2 separate regions of the Mus musculus genome follow, and region 1 is linked to region 2. A link is a contact called in ENCODE Hi-C data. All regions are on one chromosome and are shown on one strand. The core of a region is the stretch at or near the end of the contact, and the rest is flanking DNA. Distances in the headings are between cores, read along the strand shown.

Region 1 (3,777 bases), core at 671-3,170, 270 kb after region 2:
ACTTAGCCCCTCTGTACACTCCAGCATCCCAACACCAGGTGTACCTGGACACTAATATGCCCTCATTTTAGGAGATGTATCTCTGATTCTACAATATTCCTTCAGTCCTTTCATTTCTATGCCTATCGGATTTCTTCCTTTGATGTCCCAATAGGAACCTCAAATCTTATTAAATGTTAAAAAAAAAAACAAAAACAAAAAAAAAAAAAAAACCTAACCTTTTCTCATACCCTAACGATTCCTCTTTTGATTGAAGAAAAAGCATTATTTACATTGTACTGAGCACATCAAAATATTACAACCAGTTCCTTTCTGAAGCCTCAATAATTCCTGGAAAACTTACCCAGAGATAGTTACCTTCTATACAGTCTACTGGATGCTGACCACCCCTTGTGTTCCCTTCATGTTCTTGTCTGACATCAACACTTCCTCTACACTGTTCCTGATGCCCTGCTCTGAGATGTATCCCTTCCCCAAGTTTTTTGTTTTAGATAAGTTCTCACTACCTAGCCCAGGCTGGCCCCGACCCTTACAATCCTATCCTCCTGCTACAACATCCCTAGTGTGGAGATTAGGAGCACGTGACATAGGACTGTCAACTACATTCAACCACTTCTAAGCAGACCCTGCAAACGCCTCCAGATACTTAGGGCAGACAAGGGCCACTTGGTTGCGATCTCCTGGTGAGCATCTGTGAATAAGATGGAGCCAGAGGAGGATTCTGAACAGAAAGGGGACATGATAGGAGTTGGGTGTGAGCTGGGTCGTTGTGGAATGGACCAGGGTTAGACGAGGAACACAACCGAATGGGGCAGGAAGGCCATTACCGAAATAGCTGATTGAACAGCCAGAGAAGCAGAGGACAGGAGCTTCCTAATCCTTCACCCCACCCCCAAATCCCAGCTCTTAATTCACAAACCAGATTATTTATTCCAAACTCCAACCCACGGCCCACTTTGAGTCCCAGTGGCAGAGGGACAGCGTAACCTTTCCTTGCCACCCCCTCCCCAGCCCCAGCCCTCCTTCCCCAGGGCTCATCCCACTCCCACACCCCAGGGTGGCTCACTTTCTGGTCCCGAAGCCGCTCCCCGTGGATGACGTAGTGCCCCTGGCGGGCCCCCCCCTCGGGCCTGGCCCCTCGGACCCGACATACGCTCACCTGGCTGAGGCCCCCGCCCCCCACAGGCAGCCAGCCCCCACTGGAGTCATCTCGGGCCATCACCACGGCTCGGACCCGCACCATGTACCTGGAGGAGGTGGGGAGGACAGAAACAACACAGGCCGTGAACTCAAATCTTGTTCCCGGTTTGAGCGTTCTCCCTAACCCTGCCCTCGTCTTTTATCCCTTACCTCTGGATTTACCTCACCCTCAAGCCACCAGTACACCCACCCCTTGCCCACTTTCTTCTATCATGGCTTCTTTCTTCTTAGTGACATCTTGCCCACCATCCTTTTTCGTATCTACCTTTTCTCGCCATCCCCACCTCTTCAGCACCTTCCCTTATCTCCACCCCCTTAGCCTGGGTTTGCCACTTCCCCTCCCCCTACAGCTCATCCCCCTCAACCCCAGTCTCCTTCCCTCTCATCACAAACCCATAGCCCCACCCATTGTCCCCTCTCACAGCTGGATTCCTGCGCATATATATTTTCTCTGGACTCATCAACTCAGCTTCAGTGCCCCCAACACTGCCTCCGCACCCTAGTCACCCAGGCCACTAACTGGGTGAGAAACCTGGCTTCTCTCCCCCCCCCCCCTTCCCGGATTTATGAATGAGACCGGATGCAAAGCTCACTGAGTCACCCAGCAACCAGGAGATGGGCAGGGAGCAGAGAGAGAACCAGAAATGGCCAGAAAGAGAGGCCGAGAAGGAGATGGAGGCAGAGAAAACCAGCAACCGGAGACCGAAAAGATACAAGGAGCATTTCATTCACAAAAATCAAGGCTGCTCCGGTTGGTCTCAGTTGAGGGAAGCCAAGAGAGATGGGAGGGGAGATAATGATCCAGCCCCTCACCCCCCCGCCCCCCGCCATCCTTCAGAAACATTTTACCCCGCCCCCAGTTTAGGGGATGTAGCCCTCCGCCCAGCAATCAGGATTACCATTCAGCCCCACTGTCCCAGGCTCATGGAGCATGAAGTCCCAACCTTATGAGCCCAGGCAACGAGTTCTAGCCCCCTCCCCCACCTGCAGGATGTCGGGTTTCCCCAGCCGTTCAGGAGGGGAAGGGGCGGCCACAGCGCCCCCAGCCCCCTTTTCTCAATGGGATGGGATTTTGTGAATGAGCAGTCACGTGACACTGCTTCCTTTGTCCGCCCGCCTCCCCCAACAACAGGTGAAGCGGGGAAAGAGGGCTGGGGTCCCCCCCAAAGGCCTAGCTGAGATAGGGCACTGAGATCTTGGGGTGTCCTATGCTCCCACACATCTATTTTCCCGGGGAGAGTAGTCATCAGAGTTCCTCAATGGCGAGGGTCCACGACAGAATTTTGTGAATGGGGCATCCTCGGAAGAAGTCCAGGACCCCCAAATGGAGATTGGCACCCCAAATGGCTACCGCGTAGTTTGGTGCCCCCACCCCTCTTGTTCTCCCAGCTTGTGTCCGCAGGGTGCAAGGGTGGGCAGAGGATTACAGATGCGATCCAGGCTGCCCCCTCACCCTGGCAGGCAGTCTCGTCAGCCCCCCGCCCCCTCGCCACTCTGGGCACCTGCCTGGGAGGCTCCGGCCGGGCTCCGAGCGGCGGCGACGCGGCCTCCTCCTCCTCCTCCTCCTCCTCCTCCTCTTCTCTCCCGCTCCCTCACTGGCTCCGGCGGCGCTGGAGACGGGCACCGGGAGCCGGGGCGAGGGGGGAGGGAGGGGGAACCTGGAAGATGTGTGTGGGGGAGGGGGCGGCTTGGGGGAGGGGTAGAAGCAAGGCAGGCGTACATGCCCGCTGGGTCCTAGAGCCCGGCTAGGGCTACAACGAACATCTATAGCCCCCATTTTCTCGGGACCCAGAAGGGAATCCCCACTTTTCCACTTATCTGAACGGTTGGTCCCTGATGATATGAGAAGGGAACAGAAATAGACCCTGGTCCCAAGGTTCTAGAGAGAAGGTGGTCCACGGTCAGGGCTCTGAATGGGAGGGGCGGGATGCCTGGCAGGGTTCGAAAAGGGGAGGGGCCTGGGAGCCTGAGTAAGGAAGGAGGTTTGGACGCTGAAGGAACTGAGAGGGTGCGTCACGGAAGGGGCGGGCGGGTGGACCTTCTGAGCCATCCCAGGAAAGACAGGGTCTTAGAAAGAGATGCTGCCTGGACTTAGCAAGGCGGAGCTTGGACATAAATTTCCTTAGTGACAGGTCAAATAAGAGGCTCAAAAGGAGGAGCTATGTAGCAAGTGTTTGCCATGGGTGGGGGTCCGGGGAGGGGCTTAAGAGAGAGGGGTGTGGCATTATAAAGGGGTGGGGCTTAATGAGAAGGGGCCTGCCTACCCACTATGAAGAGTTTTCTGTATTTTTCTAAGGGTGATCCAGGTTTGAAGGGCTGCACTCAAGCTGGCTTGCAGGGGGCAGGGCCTCGAGCTCGGGGCGGGGCCTAGATCTCGGGGGTCGTCCTCGCTGTCTCGCCCACTTGCCTTCACCCGCACACCCGTTCTTTTCGGTTATTTTCTGCTACGGCCGTTCCCCGCCCTGCCTTGGGCCCACGGGGCAGTGATCTGATCTTTGGTCGGCTGGAGGAGTCGGTGAGTTGGGTCCACTTAAGAGGCGGAGCTGGGCGGAGCTTTAGGAAAGGGGTGGAGCCTAA
Region 2 (3,647 bases), core at 501-3,000:
TGGCACCTTGAGAAGCAGCCTAAGCAACTTAAGTGTCACACTAACTTCCCAGAGGGCTGGGGTTGTAGCTCAACGGAGAGAGCATTTGCTTGGCCTATGCAAGGGCCCCGGGGTTCCACCCCCAACACTCCAAAACAGCCACAAAAGGCCCACATCAGTTGGAGAGTGCTCCTCAAGCGTGCTGGAGGCCCTGAGTTCTAGATCGAGTACCACATAAACCACAGGCTGAACTCTTGGCACCCGAGGAGGGGCAGGGGCCTCAGGAGCTGGTGACAGTCCTTGGCTATGTAGGAGTTAGAGGACAGCTTCTTTCAAACAGCACACAGGAATGCTGCGTAGGTAAGGAACTTTTACTTGCAACTCCAGTGTGAGGGCCAGAGTTCAGATCCCCAGCACCCACGTGAAGGGCAAGTGATCTCGGTGAGCCTCGGCCTCAGTAGAGAAAGGACTGAGGAAGACGCTCCCCATGTACGTGTGCCCACCCCCAACACTAAAATAAGCAGCACCACACGTGGATACTGTAAACACAATAAACAAGGCGGCCTCCTCGTAGGCTTCCACCTCAACAACCAGCTGACCCAGTCCCTCACTAGCCGCTACCGGGACAGCCGGCTCCGTGTGGACTTCGAGCGCTTCGTGTGCTGTGCAGCCCGGCTCACCTGCATCTTCCGTGAGTACTCCTGGCAGGCAGGGTAGGGTGTGGTGGGGTGTGCATCAGGGCTGGTGCTGCGTACTCACCCTGGCCTCTCCCACACAGGCCACTGCTGCCAACACCTGGATGGCGGCGAGGGGGTCGTCTGCCTGACCCACAAACAGGTGAGCTGGCCCGAGGGACAGTGTGGCTCTAGCACCATCCCAGGGCCTCTGCCTCAAGGGTATCTTTCTTTTCTCTTCAGTGGTCGGAGGTGGCTACCTTCTCATAGGTTTGAAGCTGAGGGAGGTCACCCTGCTGCCCGACTCACTGTCACAAAGGTGGTGGCTATGTAACCCTGGCCGGCCTCACAAGTGCTGGGATTACGAGCTGGAGCCATCCCAAACAGAACTGCCACCCTTCCTTTTGAAGCCTCTTCATGTCAGTCCCTGCTTAGAGAGGGGCACAACCCCCACACAGGCACTGGGCTGGTGGGCACTGCCAGCTCCTTGGGGCATGAACAGAGATGCAGGGAGAAGATGACACCAGAGTCCTTCTTAAAAATATTACATGTTTTATTCTCCCATCCCCAGAGGGTGGTTTATCCAGAAACCAAGAAAATAAAAATCAATCAGAATAAACTCAAGGGGGCGAGTGGAGAGAAACCCATTAACGACCAGGCAGGCAGGCCAGCAGCCTGCCTCCACCTCAGAAGGTCCCCAGAGACCTCTGCCCACCGCCACGAGGGGAAAATCAGGAGGGACTGGGGAGGGCATTGAATCAGCTATGTCTTCATTATGAGAGTGAGAGAGGTGGCAGAGATATGCAGCTAGATGGATATATATTTATATAATAAATCCGTAAGTTAATAAAGTAAATAGTAATTCTCTGGAAGGTCTTAAGTTTTTAAAGTTTTCTTTTTTTTTTTAAGTTTTTTTTTTCCTTTTTTTTTTTTTAAATGATTTTTTTGTTTGTTTCTGTTCCATTCTTTGTGTTTTGTTGGTTTTGGTCCTTAGAAAATCTGAGACTCAGAGGCCAGGTGGGCTGGGGCTGATTGCCCCGCAGCCACTCCTGAGGCAGAGAAGGGCTATGGCAGGTCCTCTGCTCCTGGGAGGAGCCACTGGAATCTGGTCCAGGGGAGCTGGGTGCCCTCTGCTGGACTTCTTAGGGCAGGCGGTTCCTGGACAAGGCACATGGGGCTTTGGCCTAGATGTGAGAGGCTTTGAAGGGGCCTCAGGGGCAGAGGGGACCTGGGATAGGAAGGTATCTCTGGGGCACAGGAGTCCGTTGTCCCCTCCAATCGGCTAAGAACCCACAGCACAGCGTATATATTTAGCAGACCAGAAATGCTGATTGCCAAGCCTCCCTCCCCTACAAGACTGAGAAAGAGAGGCCTGCCTAGCCCCTCCCTGCCTGACCCCCTAGAAGGACCACAAAGAGCTCTTTGCATAGATACAGAGTCAGGGTGGGGGCAGGGCTCCTCAGCCCCTCCGGGAGGCCAAGGGAGTCTCTGTTCAGGGTGGCCAAGGGCCTCACAGGTCGCTCTCCCCATAGAGGGCTGTGGAGAAGGACTTGTAGTCAAGGGCGCCAGGAGCAGCATCAGGCCCCTGGTAGGGTGCCATGCGGGCGATGCAGTACTCGGCCTGGTCGGGGGGCAGCTCTCTCCGCAGTTCCTCAGCAGTGATGAAGTTCTAGGGGCATAAACAGGACTCTGAGCCACTGTGTCTTACCCACTTGACCTAGTACCCAGTGCTGGCTCAAGTTTTGGCTACCGGCCGCCAATGCTTCTGTGGGTCGTGCTTACCTTGTCTCCTGCCAGGACCTTGAAGGAGGCGATGACCTGATCAGCTGTGTCTGTGTCTGTGGTCTCCCTTGACATGAAGTCAATGAAGGCTTGGAAGGTCACGAGGCCACTATGGTTGGGATCAACCACACTCATGATCCGGTTGAACTCAGCATCACCCTGTGGGGAGGGGGAAAGGGAGAGGACATAGTACTTAGTGGAGCTGCTTACAGATTCAGTTTTGGAAGAATTCAAAGACAGAAATGCTGCCAAATAGTGCCAGCCTTGGGAGTTTGTCCCTTGGCCTCCTCCCCCCAAGTCTGGGGGAGCAGGGGGTGAGGTTCACTTTCCCAGCTTTGGTGGGTGGGGAAAGAAAATGAGAAACAGAAAGAGAAGGGAGAGAGCTGGAAGACTGTTCCCTGGATACTTGCAGGAAGAGGTTGGTTTTTCGGGGGTGGGGTGGAGGGTGTCCACTGGAAGGACCCCAGCCTCGAGTGCAGCAGAGCAGCGGAGGCAGGCAAGGCTATGTTGCACTGGAGTTGGAGGAGTGAGTGTCCCCAGGAAGATAGGCAAGCTCGGGAGGGAGTGAGGGGGCTGGGGAAGGAGGAGGAGCAGAGGCAGGGGAGGCAGAGGCAGCATACCAGGCTGTATCCTGTGGAGATAAGCAGGGCCCTGAAGTCATCTGAGTCCATGCTGCCTGTCTGCTTCTGCTCCCAGGACGCAGGCATAGCAGAGGCCAGGCCCAGATTAGGCCCCATGTGCACAGCGGACAGACAGGACAATGGAGAAGCAAGGAGACAGGAGGCCCAGAGACCAGGTAAGGGGTGAAGTGTCCAGAGACATGAGGGAGGAGAGGCAAGAGAGCCAGGAGACAGCACAGGATGCCAGGGGTGAAGAGGAGAGAAAGAGAAGAGCAGTTAATGTCGGTCTGCTGGGGCCGTGGTTCGCGTACCTGCCGGTCATTCTCCACGTCATAGCCCAGGCTGATGAGGCAGGCCTTGAATTCCTCAGGCCCCAGTGCCCCGCCATGGTCCTACCGGGGGCCATCGAAGGCAGGCGTACAGGGTGATGCAGGGGCCGGGCCACATGCAGTGGACAGGGGAGGAAGACACAGGGGGAAGGGAAACACACAGTTAGAGGCGATGCAGACAAGGTGGTGGCCAGGGACTGGTGGGGCAGAGAGGTCTTCATGGCCTCAGTAGGGGTCCAGTGGGCAGCATGGAGGACCAAGTC

The links. Hi-C counts contacts between places; a loop is a spot of excess contacts on that map.
Region 1: a loop to region 2 is called in a map of heart, with 3 times the contacts of the local background. The contact joins the promoter of Spred3 here to the enhancer-like site in region 2. A Hi-C loop is called at or near these places in 1 of 37 maps with a recorded cell type or tissue (heart).

Annotation. Positions count from the first base shown.
Region 1 is chr7:29,166,727-29,170,503 of GRCm38, forward strand. Spred3 (sprouty-related EVH1 domain containing 3) reads right to left here and starts at 1,921. Exons shown (of 6, transcript NM_182927.3): 1 at 1,794-1,921; 2 at 1,067-1,247. The coding sequence starts at 1,243. Ggn (gametogenetin) reads left to right here and starts at 3,484. Exons shown (of 3, transcript NM_001358852.1): 1 at 3,484-3,715.
Region 2 is chr7:28,892,066-28,895,712 of GRCm38, forward strand. Capn12 (calpain 12) reads left to right here. Exons shown (of 21, transcript NM_001110807.1): 19 at 554-670; 20 at 758-816; 21 at 897-1,520. The coding sequence ends at 923. Actn4 (actinin alpha 4) reads right to left here. Exons shown (of 21, transcript NM_021895.3): 19 at 3,367-3,447; 20 at 2,436-2,594; 21 at 1,183-2,322. The coding sequence ends at 2,164. Among named protein-coding and RNA genes, the nearest start is that of Gm44700, 4.9 kb to the left of the region's middle. Within about 2 kb of position 1,751, at least 1 of the 3 ENCODE cell types and tissues checked has a DNase peak (open chromatin) inside an H3K27ac peak, as active enhancers do; it is heart, where a contact is called at or near this core.